Regions from separate parts of the Homo sapiens genome. Here region 2 is linked to region 1. A link is a loop called in an ENCODE intact Hi-C map of the cell type or tissue named here. Cell type or tissue: Caco-2. All regions are shown on one strand. Each heading gives the region's core, and the rest is flanking DNA. Links, peaks and the distances in the headings are about the cores only. Region 1 has its middle 13 kb from the start of GLYATL1. Region 2 overlaps GLYATL1-AS1 (GLYATL1 antisense RNA 1).

Region 1 (10,820 bases), core at 3,076-5,575:
GTCTGGTCTGGAACACCTGACCTCCTGATTTGCCTGCCTCTGCCTTCCAAAGTGTTTTGCAAATTTTTCTACTGGATTATTTTTCTTTTTAGTATTAATTCTAGAAGTAATTTAATATTGTAGACATAAATTGCTTATTCATCATACGTGTTAAACATGTATTCTGAGTTTCTTCTTGATTTTTTATTCTCAGGTGTCATAAAGAACAGGAGTTGTTCATTTTATTGTTGTCAAGTTTATTAATCTTTTTATGTCATTACAACATCTTTCAAAGGATGTATTCTGTTGTTTTCTAAAAATTGCAAATGTTTGCTTTTACCATTCAAGTATGTAATCTGGAATAATTTTTTGTATATAGCTTGAAGTAGGTATCACTTTCTATTTTTTGCATATAGATAAGAAATTACTCCAGTGATGCTGACTGAATTGTTCATTTTTTCTCCACTGATCTGTACTGCCAGGTTTGCAACATAAGATTGTTATGGGTTGAACTGTGTCCCCTCATAATTCACATGTTATAGTCCTAACCCCTAGTACCTCAAAATGTGACCTTATCGGGATATACATTTCTTCTTGATAAACTTAGTTAAAATGTGATCACACTGCAGTAGGATGGGCCCCTAATCCAATACCCCTGATATCCTTAGAAAAGGGGAAAATTTAGACATAGAGACAGACACAGAGGGAAGATGACGCAAAGACCCATAGGAAAAACATGGCCAACTACAAATCAAGGAGAGAGTCCTGGAACAGATCTTTCCCTCACAGCACCAACAGGTTCCAACTCTGCTGACATCTTGACCTTGGACTTAGAACCTCCAGAACGATGAGATAATGCATTTCAGTTGTGTAGGCCATATAGTCTGTGGTACATTATTACCCCTAATAGTCTGTCTAGTCTGAACTTTTCTAACAAAATACATAATGTAGAGCCCTCATGATCTAATCATTCAACAAAGACCCATCTCTTAATGCCATCACCATGGAGATTAGGATTTAAACATATGAATTGTGGGGGATGCAAAGATTCACACCATAGCACAAACTAATACAAAGATATTTTCTTATAATTCGTGAGTCTGTCTCTACTCTCTCTGTTCTGTTCCAATGGTATATTTTTCTGTATATTCACCAACTACTGTCTTAATTTTGAGATTTCCTACTCATTAGTATACCTTGTCATTGACTTATGTCACATTTTTGTGTCTTCAACAAAATAATTTTCTCCATAAAAGGTTAACAAATCATTTTTACATTTATTTCTAGGTAAATAATATTTTTCTAGGCATTATAAAACAATTTGGGGGGTATTACATTTTCTGATATTGTTGACTAAGCTAAATCCAATGTTTTGTAAATATCATTCTTAAACCTAGCCCGTTTACTACTTTAAACTCATTCTAATATTTTATCTATAAATCTTTTTAGTTTCAAAAATAGGTAATGATATTATCTGTGGATATTTCATGAATATGCTTTGTTCCCTTCTTTTCAATCCTCAAATATTATCTTTTACTAATTTTTCTTATCACACTGCATTGGCTAAAATAAATTTTATTTACCAGCTAAATAAAGGCAGTAATTGTGAGCACTCCTGTATTCTTCCTCATTGTAAAGGAAATACTTATAACGATTCATTATTTCACATTATGTTCCTTGTGAGATTTTGAAGTTGCCCTTAATCTGCCTAAGAAACCTTCTGGTATGTTTATACTTATATATTTGATAGTAATAGGGGCAGCCAAGATAAAGTAAGCCCTTTATAGCACATTATTTCCACTAATTAAAACTAAAGACTTTGGAAAAAAATTTTTTTTTAAAGCAGCATCCTGAGCTTCTACTCTGGCCACCATGGAATAACAGAGAACTAATTTGCACTCCTGCCTGAAAAACCTGGAGAAATAAACAAAATATTCAAAATGGCTTCCAAGACATTGAGCATTAGTCAAAGAAGGACAGTGATCCTTGAGAAACACAAAGAAATGATCCAGACTCTAAGACTGCCCCAGCTTACTGCCTGAAGAGAGGCTCTAGGCCATGATGCAGGTGAAAGAATCCAGGCAAAGCTCATTTGCAACTGAGTTGAGGAAAAGGAAATGAGTTCAGGGAAGCCAATGAGTTTAGCTTTCGAAGGGCAGGAGAGGACTGTACAGAGAGGGTCCCCATGAGTCTTTAGATGAGTAGTGATCTGCACATGCATGTGAGGAAATTACCTAGGTCTGAGAAACCAGCTAACTAAAAAGAGTAGAAGGAACAATCCCTGGAGGTCTTACAGAGCTGGGAATATTGCTGTTCCTGTCAGACCTAGAAAAAAACATCATAATTTGGGGGGCATTGAGTACAATACCAAAAAGAAGTTTGGCTCAGCAATAGGGAAAAATTAGCTCTATAATATACGGGTGAAACATTACAAAAAAAGAAAACTGCAGGCCAATATAAAGATAAATGCAAGAACTAACAGGTAAATACCAGTTATGCAAGGTTGGTTTAACTTTTGAAAATTATATCACTGTAATAAGCCAATTAGAATAATTAAAATTTCTATATATACATAGAATCATCTCAATAGACATAGAAGAAGAGTTTGGTAAAGCTGATATCTATTTCTAATAAGAATATCAGCAACCTAGGAATAAAAGGGAACTTCTTAAATCTCATGAAGAACACTTATGAAAAACTTAGAGGTAACATCATACTTAATGGGATAGGACTGAATGCATTCCCAAGACTAGAAAAAAGTCAAGAATGTCTGCTCTGGCAGATTCTATTCACCATTGTGCTGGATTGTTGGGATTCACACAGGATGGTGGCAGAAGTATTAAAGGAAAATATTAGGGAAAGTTATAGGGAATAGTCACAAACCTTTTTGAAAGGTTGAAAGGTTATAAAGCTTGTAATAATTGAACAGGCTGAAGGCAGCCATTTCTTACCTTAGAGCATTAGGTCATAGGGTAAATACTAGGGACAACACAGGCTTCCCCAGTTAGATCTGTTTACCCTACCTCCATTAAGTAACCTTTGAGACAGATGGCCCTCTTGGGGGTAGTTTGACCAAGGATATTGCCCCCTAATGGTATTTACTTTAAACCAGGGTACCTGAGTTTTAATCATTCCTAGAACTACTCTCTTAACCATGTTAATTATCCACAAGTGTGTTTACTCAAATCTTCTGTTGTTAATTCTACACTAAATAAACTCCTAGAGTCTGAGCTACTCAGGGCAAGCTGCAGTGACAAACCTCTTTTGGTTTACAGGCGGTCAGACACTCAGCATGACTGGCAAAACAGATTATCTGTGTGTCAGTGTACATTTTATTCATCCGTCGTTTGGGTCAGGGTCTGCGGGCAGACACAGGTAGCTACTGCCCTGTTGTGAGAAGCAATACCTCAATTGGTGCCCCATGTGAGGAGAGCTGTGTGAGGACAGTCAGGGGTCTGCAGAAACAGACCTTCCGCAGTTGGAGCCCCTTGTAAGGCAAGCTATGAAGGAAGTGTAAGGACCGCTTTCATGAGGAAAGCTGCAAAGGAAGCCTGAGGAATGCGACGGGCCCCCAGGAAACAAAGGTGAAGAAAAACCGCGTGGTCAAGTCAGTGAGTAACTAGTAAGTCATTGGTGCCCACTCAAGGTTACCAAGTTCTGGGGAAAGTTGGTTCAAGCTGAGATTTCATCATGGGACAACAGTTATTAGCACAGCAGAAACATTATATAAAAGTATTACAACAGCTGCTTAAGGCTAGTGGAGCTTCAGTTTCACAGGCTCAATTAAGGCACCTAATCATGCATGCTAGACAAATTGCTGTAATGCAAACTGTTAAATCCCAAAGTCCATGGTTCCCAGAAGAAGGAACGCTAGACATAGAGCTCCGGGAAACAAGTGGGGAGAGATCTTAAAAACATCAGTTGCAAAGGCAGCAAGTCCCAGTAACAGCTTTAACGTTATGGGCTTTAACTAGAGCAGCCCTGGCTCAGTCACACACGGAAAAGCCTAAAAAGGGGCAGGAAGAGGAAACATTACCTGCCTTATCACCTCGTCTTCCCTGGGCCCTAATCACCAGGCGGAATTAACAGAGAGGAAAAGGAGGTCTTACCTGAGCTTCCTCCAATAGATAAGAAAAAAGGCAGAGGATACACTACAGTTATCAGTTCCCGTCTTAAGCAGGCTGAATTAAAAGAAGATCTCTTAGCCTGCCCAGTAACGCAAAATTGGCAAAGCGATCAGATACCTAAAGGGTTAAAAAAGGGCATTAGAAGCTAGAGCTGCATTGCCAAGCAAGCAGTGAGAAAAAACTAAAACTCCGCCCACATGGCAGCAGAGGCAACGAAGAGCTAAGCCACCATTGGAGCTAGCCTGCAGGGGAGGGGCGAGAGGCACATACAACAAAGTCAGCCCAAGGGGAGGCTGGGGTCCACCCTGGCCAGGAACAGCCAATGGGTGCCTGCGGGAGGGAGCCAGCACAGGCAAAAAGCAGCGCTTTTACAAGTGCAAAGCAGCCAAAGCCCCAGGACGCACCTGCCTGACTCTCTAGCTTTGCAGACAGCCCACAGCAAAATTTCCTGTGCTCCTTGTTTACAAGTGACATCCCAAATTATAATTCTCTGCTAAAATTTAAGTAAAATGTAAGAATTTGAAAAACCTCTTTTCAGATAATAGCCACTGCTGTTATCTCTCTCCTACCCCCGAGGTAGCTCTACAAATCCAGTTTAAGTAAAACAGTAGCCTCTGAAGGGAGAGAGATTAAGGAGGGCCCATGAATTAAAGAATAATTAAAAGTTAGGCATGTAAAACCACACATTACCCTTAGAGGAGAACTTTAAACCTAATTAAATGATATTTGTTCAATTAAAAGGTGAAAATATTGTGCCCTTCTCAAAAGGTGAAGAAGAGTTATATGTAAGTGTAGCCAAAACATGCATGAATGACTGTCTTAACCCACTGATTACAGATAGTCTTTGATTCATACTTGCTAAAAGAGTCCCAAATTAAGTTCCCCAGTTAGTGAGTCACTGTTTTCAAGACTGTTTTCCAGATTAAAGTCCATAAACTTGGTCAGCCTGAGAACTCCATTGCAACATTTAAGCTATTCTGCCTGTGGCTTTAAGCACATGGTTAAAATATATAATTTAAGTCTCTGCTTCTAAAGATGCTTTCAGATTTTCTTTTTAAACTTCACGTTATTTATTTCAGCTTGCCATCTTAATGATTAATGCAGTCAATTGCTAAGTTATGACTCGATATCATCAAAATTCCTTTAAGTAAAATGCAATTCAAAGCCGTATTGCAATCCCCCATACCAAATGCTTTAACACTGTTTACTGATGGGTCTGGTAAACATGGAAGAGCAGTAGTCTAATAGAGACCACATAATCCAATCACTGGATCTAGGTTTACTGGCACTCAAAGAGCTCAGGTTACTCTGTGTATTTGTTAAAGAACTTTTACAGCCTCAATTAAGTTTACTCTGGTGCACACTCTGTGTACTCTTTTTCTGACTTCGGCAATTGCTGGACCAACGTACACATCCTGTTTTTATTACACATATTCAAGCCCACAGCTCACTGCCTGGCCCATTGGCTTATGTCAATGAACGAGCAGACCTTCAGGTGATGACATCACTGCTAGGCCTAGCCACCCAATCGCATCAATTTTTCCACCAAAATTGGAGAAACTTATCTAAACAATTTCAACTTACTCAGAGGCTGGCTACAACAATTATCCTACAATGTCCAGATTGCCAGCTCACAGGCACGTCCCCTCCTTCAACAAGTGTTAACCCTAGAGGATTGGAACCTAAGCAGTTATGGCAAACATATTACACACATGCCTAAATTTGGAAAACTAAGATATGTGTGTGTATCCATTGATAATAACACTCATTTAATTAATGCACATGCTCTGCCTGTAGAGTCTACTCAAGATGTCATTAAACATCTTTTAACTTTTGCATTTATAGGATAGCCCACAAAGATTAAAGCTGATAATGGACCAGCTTATGCCAGCTGACAATTTCAACAATTTTATCACACGTGGAATATTCAACATTCCACAGGCATCCCATATAACTCCAAAGGTCAAGCAATAGTAAAAAATCAGAAAAAGGGGAATATAGGTAAAGACCCTGCAACACTACTGGCACAAACCTTGTTTACCCATAATTTTCTAAATTCAGATGACAAATTTCAATCAGCTGTAGAAAAACACTTTGCTAAAACCTCTCAAGGCATAAAACCAGCAGTTTTATGGAAAAATGTGAACAGTAATAAATGGTGTGGTCCAAATAAATTATTAACATGAGAAAGAATGTGTGCATATGTCCACCCCTAGAAAGAGAAATAAAGGGAAAGAATGATTTAAAAAGAAACTAGAAGAAACAGATCAGAAAGAGACACAAAAAGAAAGACTAAGGAAAGAAAGTGGGAAGAAGGAAAAGGAAATATTTAAAAAGTTATTAATATAAGAATGCACCCTTAGTAAGGAAGATTACAAAACAGAGTTAAAAAGTTAAGGCATGTCAAAAATTGTCTGTGAAAGTCGTGAAGAATGTTATAAAAGGGATTCATGCAGGAAATGTATAATTTTTGTTTTGAAAGTCTAAGCAAGTTGTAAAATGTTAATTGTAAAAAATTCTATATGTAAACATATTGGCTAAATTTAAAAAAGTATCCAGTTTTTTTCTGTAAACTAGACATTAAAATGAAGCACAAGTTTTTCTTGAAGTACTATCCTGCTCTTTAAAGATTATAAAGATCTCTTAGCACAGGTACCACCCCTAGAATTTCCAGTACACCAGCACCAGCCTGGAGACTGTATCCTCATCCAAGGATGGAAAGAAAAAAAACTCAAGCCAGCCTAGGAAAAACCCTAAGGACCCACAGCCTCAACAATGTGGCTTCCAGGAACAGCACAGGCCTCACACATTATGCTAAGGAAGCAGAAGGCTAAGCCAAATAATTTACTCATTTTTAATTCTCTCACTTTGCCTATTACCTATACCTGCTACACTCTATTAAGCTCATCTTCTGAATCTGCCTTTTGTCAGCCCTTTTACTTAAACAAATACTCCCTTTCCAGCTTCTAATGACATAACTGCTTGGCTGGAAGGAGTTAACATACCCTCAGTGGGGTTCCTTAGCAACAGTACTCACCAAACTAAGATGCCAGGTAACACTACCGGTCACTCTTAGACTGGAAACAAATGTTGCTAATTGTACTCATAATTGTCTTGTATTATTTGCTAATTCTAGGATGCAAAGCCGGAATAAGAGCAGTGACCACCTCACCTGACAATCCTATGGCTGTACATATCTGCAATCTGAAATCAAAAAGACATGATACCGAAAACAAAAACGGGGAAATGTTGGGATTCACTCAGAATGGTGCCAGAAATATTAAAGGGAAACATTAGGGAAAGCAACAGGGAATAGTTTACAAACCTTTTTGGAAGGCCAAAATGTTACATAGCTTGTAATAATTAAACAGGCTGAAGGCAGCTGGTTCTTACCTTAGAGCATTAGGTCATAGGGTAAATACTAGGGACAATAGAGGCTTCCCCGGTTAAGTCTGATTACCCTACCTCCACTAACTAATCTTTGAGCCAGATGGCCCTCTCAGGGTGAGATTGACCAAAGATATTGCCCCCTAATGGAATTTACTTTAAACCATGGTACCTGAGTTTTAATCGTTAGTAGAACTACAATCAACCATGTTAATTATCCATAAGTGTGTTTATTCAAAGCTTCTGTTGTTAATTCTATACAAAATAAATGCCTGGAGTGCAAGCTGCTCAGGGCCAGCCACAGTGACAAACCTCTCTTGGTGTGCAGGCGGTCGGACACTCAGCAGGACTGGCAAAACAGAGTATCAGTGTCTCAGCGTACGAGTTATTCATAGGTCGTTTGGGTCAGGGTCTGTGGACAGACCCCACAGCTAATGCCATCTTGTGAGAAGCAATACCTCACTGGATGTTTTGGCCAGTGAAATTAAAAAAAGAGAAAGAAATAAAAGGGCTTCTGGATAAGAAAGAAATTAGTACAATTATCTTAATTCACAGGTGACAGGTAATCTATGTAGAAAACTCTGACAAGATATGCCAGACTTTTGTCTTAAAATATATTGTAAGAATTTAAACAAGACCTGGCTGCCTTCCCCACTTCAGGTTCTCCTGAGTCATCAAAGACAGCCTTGAGGAGCCTCCTGGGAGCCAAGGGGAGGGGCAGGCTGGCAAGGAGAGGGATGCCCCAGATCTGAAGGAGTGAGGCAGAACAGGATCTGGAGGCAGGGAACCTAAGGATGATTCACACTCACTTCCTAGAACTCAATCAAAAGGAAAATCCCACCTCTCCACAATCAAGTAACAAAAGGATCAGAGGTTACTCCCTTTGCAAATCATGCCACCAATTCCCGCTTTCCACTGCATTGCAGATGAAAAAGGGAAAGTACCTCTGTTTGGTCCCCTCCCGCAACCATTCAAACTGGTTGCGGGCCACTACTTCATTTCCGTAAGGTGTAAACAAAGTAACCAATGAGAAACCTCTAGAGGGCGTTTAAACCCCAGACTATCTGGCTCATTCAGAAAAGCAGGCAGCTCCCCTGTGACTTTACCCAAAGTCATTCAAAGCAATTGCACGTAGTTTGTTTTCCCTCTAGAGTGAGAAAGAAGGAAGGAAGTTTACAATTCTACGTGCATCTCACATTGAGATGTTCACCTGATTCTATCACTGCCTCAGAGACCTGGTAAAAATCCTGGGGATTGACAAATGGAGAAATGGATGCCCAAGTTCAGAAGGGATTCGGTCTGAAGCAAAAGTCTGAGCAAGTGTGCTGTGCCATAACTGGGAGGAAATAGGAAGAAAATTATTGAGACCCACCCCATTAGAATGCACGTTAAAAAATTTTAAGAAAGGCTATGTGAGGAATTATGGAGTCAAGGTAACCCCTCAGATGTTAAGAACTCTCTGTGAAATAGTATGACTCTCTTTTAGTGTTGGCTGGCTGGCTGAAGGCACTATAGATAGGGAAACAATTGGCCATGTATTTAAGGTGATGACCACGGTTGGAGGACAGTCAGGGCATCCAGACAAATTCTCCTATATCGATTTATGGCTAAATAGAATTCAAATTCAACCAGCATGGCTGCAAACCTGTCTGGCAGCATACTGTAAAATGCTTGTAGCTCAAGCCAAACCCAAAGTGAAAGAAAAATCAACGGCATAGGAAGGTAAAGAGACAAAGGCAAAGTCACAGGAAAGGCAAGAAAAGCCAGTTTTGCAGTCACCTCACGTGTTCCAATCTACCACCCTTTACCAAGGCTAACTTCCCCTGAGGAGTCAAGCTCAAATGGATACATGTCCCCAGTCTCACCGGAGAGGGAGGAATTGGAGCTTCAGGAAGTTAAAGGAGAAGGCCCAGAACATCAGGCAGGCCATCTCTGGTCTGGCTGCACCTGAGTTATGCAAATGCCTCTCAGGGAAAGAAGAGGACCCACCTATTATAATGAGCATGGCCACATCCAGGGAGGAGAACAAACCTTCATTTACCAGTTTTTTTGAACCACTGGTCTCCTAAACTGGTAGCATCATACTCCCTCTGACACAGAGAAGCCCTAGGCCCTTATAGATGTAATGCAGTTTATCTTCCTAACGCACCATCCAACTGGGCCAGACTGAAACAGCTCAACCTGATGCTATTTAACACTGAGGAGCGCCAGAGAGTAACCCAGGCAGCCCTCCATTGGCCAGAAGCCAATGCACCTGCAGGCACAGTTGATGCCCAGGCATATACACAGGGCCAATTTCTTGAAGAGGATCACCACTGGGATCCAAATGATGCAACCCAGTTTCAGCACCCACAGAGCTAACAAGAGACAATCCTGCAAGGGTTAAGAGATGACAGGAAAAAGGCAATCAATGTGGGGAAAATCTCAGAGCTGCTACTATGTGCAGATGAGAGGCCCATACAGTTTTATGACTCTGTGAGGCATTCCAGTTATACACTCCATTTAACCCTGAGGCTGCTGAAAATCAGCGCGTGGTGAATATGGCATTCGTAGGGCAGACCAGGGAGATATCAAGTGGAAATTGCTGAAGTTAGAAGGCTTTGCAGGCATGAATGCTACTCAGCTTATTGAAGTGGCTATCAAGGTGTACATTAACTGAGATCAGAAGGCAAAGAAGGAGGCTGAACGGAGGCTTGGGAAAAAGGCTGATTAGCCAGCGGCAGACCTCACAGGAAGAGAAGCTGGCTTTGCAAGGGGTCATGGATGCGGTCATGGAAGAGGCTGGTCTGGAAAGGGATTCGAGAGCCGGCCAAGGCTAAAGAGAAATCAATGTGCGTGATGCAAAAGGAAAAGACACTGGAAGGATGAATGTCCAGAGAATAATAACGTGGAGAATGGTTAAGGCCACGGTATGAAAAAACCACTGGCCAAGGGCTACCATACCCTGTGAGGAACCAGACACTGACCTGATCAGGATGGCAGGGGCTGAAGAATATGAGGTCTCAGACAGACCGGGCTCCTTCTCTTTGGGCCCCTAGGAACGTATGGTCATATTACTAGTTGAAGGCCAGCTGATGGACCTTATGGTAGACACCAGGACTGAACACTTGGTAGTGACCTGACCTATAAGGCCACTATCCAAGAACTGTGAAACTATTGTAGGTGCCACTGGAGTCTCAGCTGTTTGTGCGCTTCCCACTCCAACTATCTGGCATCAAATAAGACAGTTCCTAGGAGCAGCAGGGTTCTGCTGCATCTGGATCCCAAATTTCTTGCTCATGCCTAAGCCATTATATGAAGCCACAAAGTGGGGAGAAATGGAGCCCC
Region 2 (10,820 bases), core at 3,060-5,559, 72 kb before region 1:
TAGGCCAGATTAATGGGCCAGATGGATGGGGCTTGTGAACATGAGTGAGTCTGGCCCATACAATTATAATATAATTGGCCTCGAGGGTCCCAGTCTGTAATAGTTACAAATTCATTGTTTTGTAATATCACCGCAGTATCAGCCACATATTCTTTCCAAACTAAGACTTTTAGGTCTTTTGATTCTTTGGGAATTTTTGGGGGGCAAGCCTTCCCCTTAGGCCTAAATTTTAATGATCTTTGATAAGAAGAATACTGTAAATTATTTATTTGTTGCCCGAGTGACATTCGACTTACCATGTGATAAGTATATCTACTGGTGGCACTGACAGTAGGTACTTCTACCAACCAATTTTGGGTTGTAGGCATTAAGCATCTGGGTGCCTTCCCTAGGCAAGTAGGAGGATAATGATATCCAATGGAAATATTTATCATCATTCCTTCTTTTTGTAGGTTTGGCAGGGCAACGATCATCTGTGGGGCCTGGTACCCATGCACTATTATTAACATATACTTTAGTAGGACTATCTATTCATGTGACTGCCCGAATTAAGGGCAGGAAAGGCACATGGTCCCAGTAAGTATAATAAGTTGCAGCTGCTCCTGAAGACATGGGGAGACTGACCACCATTGATACAGTCATCAAAGCTGCAAGCAGTATATTCTCTGGAGTTCACATTACCCTTGTTTTCTTCAGGCTTTTTCAGTATACTGTGTCAGCTTTTTGAACTGGGCCCAGGTCAGTGGCTCCACTTCCTTGCTGGATGGCAACTTCTTCTGTAAGTTGTAGGTATCTAAACTAGAAGCTGTTTTTTTCCTAGGGAAATACAAGCAATACCTCTCCCCCATGTTATCACCTTTCCTGTTGTTCATGTTTTATTTTTATTATTTTTTCACCAAATCAGTTTTCCTTTATGTGAACTGTCCTTTTTATCAGTAAAATGTTGTTCTGTAGAAGTACTTGTCGGATTTTTCTAAATGTTTAAAAAAATTAAAGTATAGAGTGCTAGATTAAGTTGCATCTGGGGAGTGTTATACTCTTACTGTCTTTTTCTTTTTTTTTGTTTCACCAAGTGTTATACTCTTACTGTCTTTTTCCTTTTTTTGTTTCACCAATTGAGCTTTGAGTGTTCTATTAGTTCTTTCAACTAGTGTCTGTCCTTGGGAATTATAAGGGATTCCTGTTGTATGTGTAATTTTTCACTGATTTAAGAATTTTTGAAATGTTTTACTACAGTATCCTGGCCCATTATCTGTTTTAATTTTTCCTGGAACTCCCATGACAGCAAAACAAGATAATAAACGTCTTTTAACATGGGAAGTACTTTTTCCTGTCTGGCAGGTTGCCCATACAAAATGTGAATAAGTATCAACTGTCACATGGACAAATGACAATTTTCCAAACGACAGTACATGTGTGACATCCATTTGCCATAATGCATTAGGACATAGAACTCTGGGATTAACTCCTACCTCCTGAGTGTGCAGGTTTAGGACTTGACATGGGTCCAGTGTTGTACAATATTTTTTGGCTGTTTTTATGGATATCAATTTTACTTTTTAATCCTGTTGCATTTACATGAGTCAAGGCATGAAGTTCTTATGCTTCTATGAATGCAGATGATACTAGCTAGTCAGCTTGTTCATTTGCTTCAGTTAAAGGCCCTGGTAAATTAATATGTGCTCAAATATGAGTAATATAAAATGGGAAATTTCTTTTTTTTACAGTGTTTTTGTAACAAATTAAACAGCTGGTTTAACTGATCATCAATACTATATTTGATTAGGGCTGTCTCACCATCCTTTGTAGCCTGTACTACATATGCAGAATCTGATACAATGTTAATAGGCTGATTAAAACCTTGTAACACTGAAATGACAGCAACCAACTCTGCTCTTTGAGCTGAGTAATATTGAGTTTCAATGACTCGTTCTTTTGGCCTGATGTAAGCTGCTTTTCCATGGCTGGAACCATCAGTAAACACCATCAGAGCATTCTGTAAATGTTTATGTCTGGTAATTTTAGGTAAAATCCAAGTAGCCAATTTTAAAAACTGGAAGATTTTTGTTTTTGGGTAATGATTGTCAATAATTTCCACAAAATTAGCAAGACCAATCTACCATGAAGCAGAATTGATAAAGGCTTTTCTAACCTGTTTCTTGATTAAAGAAAGAATGATTTTTTCTGGGTCACTTCCACACAATTTTAGTATTCGTAATCTCGCCTGACCAATTAATGTAGCTATTTGATCCCAGTACAATGTAAAAGTATTAATTGTACTGTGAGGAAGGAAGGACCACTCCACAAGACCTGCGTTTTGAACGATAACGGCTGTTGGAGAATGCACAGTAGCAAAAATCAAGCTGGAGTTGGGCCAAGGGATGTATTCTATTTACTTGTGCTCACTGAATTTTTTCTTCAACTAATCCAATTTCTTTAGTTGTCTCTGGAGTTAATGTTCTTTTACTATTCAATTCTGGATCCCCTCTCAAGACAGAGAACAAATTTGACATGGCATAAGTAGGGATGCCTAGAGTTGGCCAAATCCAATTAATATCTCCTAGCAATTTTTGAAAGTCATTTAATGTTTTTAATGTGTCTTTTCTTATTTCTATTTTTTGTGGTTTAATTTTCCTATCCTCTACCTGCACTCTGAAATAATGAAAAGGAGTAGAGGTCTCAATCTTATCAGATGCTATTGTCAGCCCTGTGTTTTAAACCTCTGTTTGCAGAAATGTGTAACAGCCAATTAATTTGTCTCTGGTTTTTGCAGCACACAAAATATCATCAACATAATGAATGATATAATAGTCTGAAAATTTGTCTCTAACTGGTTGAAGAGCTTGAGCTACAAAAGTCTGACAAATAGTTGGACTATTAAGCCTTCCCTGAGGCAACACTTTCCACTGAAACCTGGTGGCTGGTTCTTTATTATTTATGGCTGGTATAGTAAAAGCAAATTTTTCAAAATCCTGTTTTGCCAGAGGAGCGGTAAAAAAGCAATCCTTCAGATGAATTATAATTAAAGGCAAATCTTTGGGGATTATGGCCAGAGAGGGCAACCCAGTTGAGAGAGCCCCCCAGGGGTTGAATTACTGCATTGACAGCTCTTAAGTTGGTCAGCATGCCCCATCGGCTGGAATTTTTATGAATTACAAACACTGGAGAATCTAAGGAAAGAACATTGGTGAAACATGTCCTTTTTACAATAGTTTTTAAACTACTTTATGTAGCGCCCCCAACTATTCCTTAGGGAGCAGCCACTGTTTGACCCAGACGGGATGCTGCAGGGTGAGTCTGAATTGCTCCTTCACCATAGTGAACTGCAGGTTGGGCAATAATGGGTGCCACAAATGAGTCACAGTGAGCCTAGTTTCAGGCTCCCTCCTCCAGCACTCACTCGGCTGAGGAGGAGGTGGCCATCCTGGTTTTAGCCCCAAATGGCCCTGATGGTTCTGGACCTTTTTTTTCTAATTTTAATCTTTCAGGATATATTACCACCTGTAATTGATTGTAGCCAATATTTTGTGTTGACCAAGCCATTAAAGATCTGCTACACATTTACAATGTGAACTTTTCACACATTTCACAATTACAATGTGAAATGGCATGAATTTTTAAAAAATGAATGAATATAAGGGAAGCCAGTTCCTAATGATTCGGGTGTTAACATGGATTTTTGTGGATGCTTATTGGTCCCTTTTGCAACATAACTCTCAATGAGTAGCCCAATGAACCACCTTGGAAGCACTGGCCCCATCCTAAGTCCTCCTAGGCTTCTTGTCCTTATTTCCCATGCCTCATATAAGACTTTACATTGGAGAAAAACTTCATCCCCTACTGTTTTGTTCTGTTGCATTATAGGCATACAGCACCATTTTCAACATAAAACATAAAAACCCATTCAAAATGGAGGTGATGGTAGATGCCTGGACAGATTACCAGATCATCATTACTCAGCCTCAGAACCAGGTAGGAGCAATAGTTACTGAATACCAGGGCAGTCACTCTCCAGACATTCTCTGTGTGGCAATGAGGGAACTGAAACTGAGGAGTGGTGAGAAGAATGTTGACACTGTTGACGTATGCAGGTTTTGGAAGGGCTGTTTGGGAGAGAGGGTAGGGCAGTGAGATAAGGCTTGAACTTAGATCCAGTGATCAATAACCCTGGATGTGTAAATAAAATTAGGATTCCAAGCACTCAGTCTATTCCATCAAAATTCTGATCATAGGACTACATCCCAACCTAGACTTCTATGGCTGAAAGTGATTAAGAAGTGTTTTCACCTGCGAGGACTCTCAAGTGGAAGTGTCATCAGCAGAGGGTAGGCAGACATGTAGAGCCAGACCAAGCTGTCTATTCTAGGTACTATCTGGCTCTGGAATGTTAGTTCTTTCCAAAAGTTTATCTATTCACATGTACTCCAAGAGCCAATCACTGAGCCAGCCTCAGAGTCCTTCCTGGGTTAGGATTAGCTCAGGTGTCACCTTGCCAAAAACCCGGAGCCTTGCCAAACCTGTTTCTTATATTTTTTCCATACCTTAGGCACCTTCTCTTTTAAATCCTTAACATACACCATTTTGGTTACACTTCCCATTCGAGACAATGGAGCTATTTACTCACCCTCTCAAGGGCAGCTCACTTTAGTGCCCTAAAAGAAAGACACTATCTTCAGTGTATAAATAGTGAGTTATTCTTGGAGCGACTGCAAGGCCATTTTCTACACCTATCTTAGAAAAACAGAATGTTTCAAACAAGTTAATCTCTAGTATTCTAGGCCTATGCAAGAGTATTTTGTAATTGTAGGGCTATGTATGATATTTGTTGTATCTGGAGATAAAAAATGACTGGGATCATTACACCAACTCTTACCACATCTTCACCAAAGCTCCTGACAACTTAGAGGAGGTCACGCTCCGAGGTTATCAACTGGGAGCAAACTTTCCAGATCCAATCTAACTAGTCTGAGTTAAAAGAAAAGATGCGTGGTTTATTCCTAGCTGATATGGAAGGTATAAAGCAGTACCTGTCTTTCTCCTCTCTCCAGGTTGACAGGAGGGCTTGGATGAAGCAATAAGAAAGGTTGCAACTTCAAAATCAGTGCAGGTAGATTACATGAAAACCATGCTCTTTATACCGGAATTACCAAAGAAACACAAGACTGCAAGTAATGACAATATGGGGTTATTTAAAATGGGTGATGATAAGAAGTGAGATTTTACGTTTTACTTCCCAAATTCCTTGATAGAATTATTGAGTTGCCACAAAGGCTGTACTTGGAAGTGTAGAATTTGAGACTAAATTATGATGGGCTACAAAATTGCATGGGTAAAGAAAGGGCGTCACGTTAGGAACTGTGTGCTGAGCATGAACAGAGCCTTCATTAGACAAGGTCTTTATGCATATTATTTCACTTAGAGCTCACAAGAGTCCTTCGGAGAGGGCAATGGACATCATGGTGGCATCAAAAAATGTTTACTGAAACTATTTATATCTTACAAAATGCTACATGCTTATAGAAAGTATATAAGCATACAAAATGAAAAATAAAATCTGTCCTCTTGGGTTCCCCTGCTAGGTGTAAATAATTTTGACACTGATATGTATGCTTTTAGTACTCCATATGAGTTATGTATTTATTTTTGCAATATGTACACATAATTTACGGCACTTTCTGAAATGAATATCATCATAAATAGATTATTGAACAGTTGTATAAATATTTCTGAAAGATGAATTACCAGAATTAAAACTGTTGAGTCAAAGACTATGCATAATAAATGAATGATATTTCTAAACTGGATGGTAAGATTTTCATAAATTTAATGTGTGATATCATAACTTATGAAACAACCTAAACATCCAGTAATGGGGAAATAGAAAAAATCATTATGGTACATTAAAACATTAGAATACTATGAAGCCATTACAAAGAATGAAGCAGCTCTACATGACAGATTAGAAAATATTTCCAAAATAGTTTGCTATGTAAAAAAACATGAGGTGGATAGAACAATGTATATAGTATGCTACCATTTGTGAAAATAAACAAATGTATGTACATATCTAAAATTGCATAGATTTATGGGAAACTTGTACAAAATATATTGGTATTAGTGGTTGCTTCTAGAGAAAGTAATTGGGTAATAGGAGATCAGAGAAAGAAGAGAGATTTGCTTTCCTCTAGTAATCCATTTATGCTTAATAATTTTGTTACTAATTGAAAAAATAAATAGAATTTAAACACACATTCACAGATATGTTTGATTTAGCCAGAAAAGTTAACAGTCTTCAAATACTGCTTTGCCCCACCAGTGTTCCCATGAGATTGTTAAGGGGAACATATACACAGGGAACAATGATAAATGGGGATTAAATTATATTTAGTAGTATAACTCTGGAAGTCTGGCATGAAGTACCTGCCCTAAGGTGATTCCTCTAAGCCTACGCATGGATATCTTTATATCTTGCCATTCTAGGTTTGGCTATCCACAGGAGAGGGGTGCAGGAAAGCGTACTTGAGATCTTTCAGGAAGCAAGCCCAGGATCAGGTTAGGCATGGAAGTGAGCAAAAACAAAGCATCACCCATAGAAAACTTAGCGTTCTGTTACCCACCCACTGGCAAACATGAAGTGACTCTGAAACTGACAAACTTCTCAAAAGTCTTCCTCCCTGGAGAGGGGCAAAAATTCCTGGAGATCTTCTCTCTTTCACTATTTCCATATTTACAGAGGATATTACTATAATTTTACAAACAAGAAAACTGAGTCTTACATAACTTTTCCAAAAGAAAATAATCAGGATTAGAATCCCAAAGGTTAGTACCAAAAATTTAGTATTCTTTTTCCTATATTGCAGCTTCTTAAACTGCGTTTCTGGGTATGTGATGACAGGCTTTGGGACACATGAAGATGTAAGATCAGCATTGTTCTCATCTTCCTGTAAAATATGTTTGATTGGAATATCTGTTCAACGAATTACTATCTTGTATATTTAGATATTTTGTGGAGTAGAACTCAAAATGCACATGATTTCATACACGCATCTTTCAAGTAAATTCAGCCACGTGGAGGGCTTCTCTGGTCTATATCCTCACTCTTTTAAAGACGTGTTCATTTTCTTCCTTAGGATACTTAACGGGACATTTTGAGATGTCCTATAACATATCATATTATCTGTCTGCTATTAAATACACCATAAAACACGGTGTTCCCCCACCAATTATTTGGAAACATTTTGAAGCAGGAATAGAAAAGGTAGTTGTAATACAGCTATTGCCTCCTCTAGGCTGTAGGATCCTTAAGGAAAGGAATGGTGTTATTGGAATTTCAGTGTTTGATAATATTGGCTGAATAAAGGTAATTTTTTTTTTCTTCATAGGGAAGGAAACTTTTCAAACATGTTCTTAGGTGTTTCACATGCAGGTCTTGTAAATGAACACTGGGCCTTTGGGAAAAATGAGAGGAGCTTTAAATATATTGAACGCTGCATCCAGGATTTTCTAGGATTTGGTGTGCTGGGTCCAGAGGCACAGCTTGTCTCTTGGCTTGTGATGGGACAGTCCAGTGAGTTGAGAATGGGTTATACTGTCCCCAAACACAGAAACCAAGGCAACATGTCGCAAATTGGTTATCATCTTGAAAGTTATCTTTCTCAGAAAGAAATCCCATTTTATGCTCATGCGGCAGATAATAGTGAGAAAATCCTACAGGCACTGAAAAATGTTGGGTTTAAGATTTGACCTTGTGGCTGGCATCAGTGGAAATGCATCCCCAAGAAATATTGTTGATTAGTTCCACTGTCCATTTCAAATCTTATCAGTAGAAAATCATTAATTCAAACACAAATATGATGATGTACATTAGCACAAAAGACACCTGATTATCCAGGATCTGGGTATTATTTAAGCTCACCCTTAACATTTTTACCCTCCTCTTCCTCTGTATTCTTACAGAAAATTAGAAGCTCAATCCTATGGTCTCATAATTTCATTTATGGTGACAGACATCTCAGAATTAAAATCACCCAATGCCAATCATTAGTGTCAAGATAACCCTTTATAGCAACACTTTCTTAAATGAAGATGACTTCTTTGATGAAAAAAATTGCTTTTTATTCTGAGTACCCTCTGAGGAGCTTTGAGATGCTCAGCTAAATTAAATTTTGTGGCTAGGAGTGAAAATTTGGTTTTCTTACTTGCTTTTTATCACAAGGGGTTGCTAGGTTGAGTTGCAAATTTAAAGCTTAACTTTAAATTTTCAAGATGATTCTTATGTCTATGATGTATTAGTTTTCTTTTGTCATTATAACAAATTATGATAAATATGATTACTTAAAGCAACACAATGTGTTATATTTATGGCAGTCGGAAGTTCAGAATAGGATTTATGGGGCTAAAACCGACATGTTGGCAGGGCCAGCTCTTTCTGGAGGCAATGTGGGTAAATCAGCTCCCTTGCCTTTTCCAGATCATAGAGGCTGTCCTCACTCCTTAGCTTGGGTCTCTGAATCACATCATGTTTTATCTCTCTGCTTTCATCATCATCGCATCACATTCTTCTCTTCTGCACTCACATTTCCTTCTGCCTTCCAATTTTTTTCTTTCTTTCTTTCTTTCTTTTTTTTTTTTTTTTTTTTTTGAGACAGAGTCTCACTCTGTAGCCCAGGGTGGACTACAGTGATGTGAACTTGGCTCACTACAACCTCTGCTTCCCAGGTCCCAGTTCAAGCAATTCTCCTGCCTCAGCCTCCCAAGTAGCTGGGATTGCAGGCATGTACCACCATTCCCAGCTAATTTTTGTATTTTTAGTAGAGACGGGGTTTCACCATGTTAGCAGAGTTCCAATGGCAAATATGAATGGCAGAGTGGAAGACCAGAGCCAAAGGAGGCCACCTTTTGATCATGAAGTGTAATTGTTTTTAAGATCAGCGATTCAGAATTGTAATATAAGCGCTCAAATAGAAAGTTCTAATGATAGTGCATGGCATGTGTCCTTTCCATCATCTAGATTTTCCGCTTTTTTTGTCTGGCTCACTCCTACTCACTCTCCAGTCCTCACCTTAGTGGTCACTTCCCCTGGAATGCCCGTGACCCTTTAAGATAGCAGTGGCAAACACCAAATGCTGAACTTATAACCAGATTCACATGCAACACCTTGCCCTGTGCCATGCTTCAATAATGATGAGGAAGTGAGAAAGAGTAGGAGAAAGGAGGCACAACAAATGTTATTTCCATAGCAGAGGCCCCAAGGCCAGTCCACTTGATTCTCTAGATTTCCTTTTCTGCGTAACAATGATGAAAGGTAGCCTAGGAAAGCCATTTGTCTGAGACTTTACTTTGATACCTTGCTAGTCACTAAACAAAGAGACTGATTCCATTCTTTAGTGTAGCCATTGCCTCAATTCATATATATCAGGGTTATTTATTTCCAATAAAGTATCCATATAGATTAGGTATATTCTAATGACAATTTTATTAAAGTCCTTCATTTATCTTCCAGATAGCAGATTCTGTCAACCACATTTCATAAAGAGTTCTGATTCTAAGAGGTAAGAACTGAGCCTGGCTTTCTAGTTACATGTTTACTACTAAACCCGTCCTTCCCTACTACACTTATGCATATTTAAAGACTATACTCTCCCCTGCCTCCAGCCTGGATTGTAAGTTCCACAAGAGCATGGCTGTGTCTTCTAACATCAAGTCTCTATGTTAGAAAAGCTCCTGGCATATCATAAATGCCGAATAAACATTTGTAAGTGAAGAAACCTATTCTATGGTTTCTTCTACGGATATATTAAGAGATGGCTTGCACAAGATAGCTAGGTAGCTTCATTGTCTAAAATGGAACTAGATTCTCCGGGTATCAGGTCCATTGGTGGTACTTACACGTGGCCTCAAAGGAACAGAACTGCCCCACAAATCTGTGGGAGTCATCATTTACTTCTAGAAAAGAGAAGTAAAATGGACTATTATTCTGATGCAGATATTTCATGAATCCCATGATCACCCGTGCCATGTCGTCTGCCCTTTGGTATTTTTCCATGCTGTAGGCTATTCCTACATCACAAGAAGAGTCCAAGGTTAATCATGATACCGGAGCCCCATCTGGACCCAGCATACAGGCTGCTGGCAGGCCTCCTATACAGTGCTTGATGTAACGCCAGCTCCTCTCATTCTTCCTGCACCTCCAGTTATCATTTACCAGCCCTGAATAAGAGATAACCAACAGGGCATTCTTAAAGTTGGGAGTTTCACCATAGAAAACAAAAAGAAAGACAACAACATTCATCCTCACCCCTGTAATTTCTGGGTGCCATCACATTCTAGAGATCCCAGGGACTCTTCTTGTCTAATGACCCACCATTGCAAGCTGTGTATTTTGACCATTGACAACTTTTATTCATCCCAAAGCATGAATTCATCCTCTTTTCATTCCAAAACTCACTTATGTGAATAACAAAAATGTACAAGGAATAGCAATTATAAATGACCAGCACATGTTTTTGTCTCTCAAATTCATCATCTGGGTGGCCTGACTCAGCTCAGCTTCCAGCTTGCTTTTATTGGAGTCATGGAACTTCAGGATATTCTCCATAATAAAGAGGACTGCTCTTGATTGCTCTACCTTCAGTGACTTTGAAAATGCAGCCACTCTTATCCCCTCACCTAAACTTTCTTGAAGACCTGGGAAGAAAGCCAAGAAAGCAATATTGTCAGACATGGAGTTCTCTACTTACACTGCTCCCACCTGATTAATACATCAATGCTTAGTCGTTATCAAACTTGAGTTTACACCACAATCTGCTGGAGTCTTTGTC

What was found. Peaks named below come from ENCODE experiments on the same cell type or tissue, not always from the same donor. Only the 100,000 strongest peaks of a DNase experiment are listed, where the experiment ranks them.
Region 2: it touches region 1 in a loop (7-fold over the local background); 2 of 110 quality-filtered maps call a loop at or near these places.

What each region holds. Positions count from the first base shown.
Region 1 is chr11:58,921,098-58,931,917 of GRCh38, reverse strand. It overlaps a transcript of GLYATL1 not described here. Among named protein-coding and RNA genes, the nearest start is that of GLYATL1, 13 kb to the left of the region's middle. RefSeq lists an enhancer at 4,037-4,551. In Caco-2, for the core only: no CTCF peak of the experiment used is centred there; DNase peaks (open chromatin) are centred at 3,557, 4,357 and 5,546; H3K4me3 peaks cover 1,030 bases.
Region 2 is chr11:58,992,734-59,003,553 of GRCh38, reverse strand. It overlaps GLYATL1-AS1 (GLYATL1 antisense RNA 1), which reads left to right. Exons shown (of 6, transcript NR_033853.2): 4 at 9,503-9,551. It also overlaps the pseudogene GLYATL1P1 and the pseudogene LOC100287485. Among named protein-coding and RNA genes, the nearest start is that of GLYATL1, 59 kb to the right of the region's middle. In Caco-2, for the core only: no CTCF peak of the experiment used is centred there; DNase peaks (open chromatin) are centred at 4,053, 4,463 and 4,923.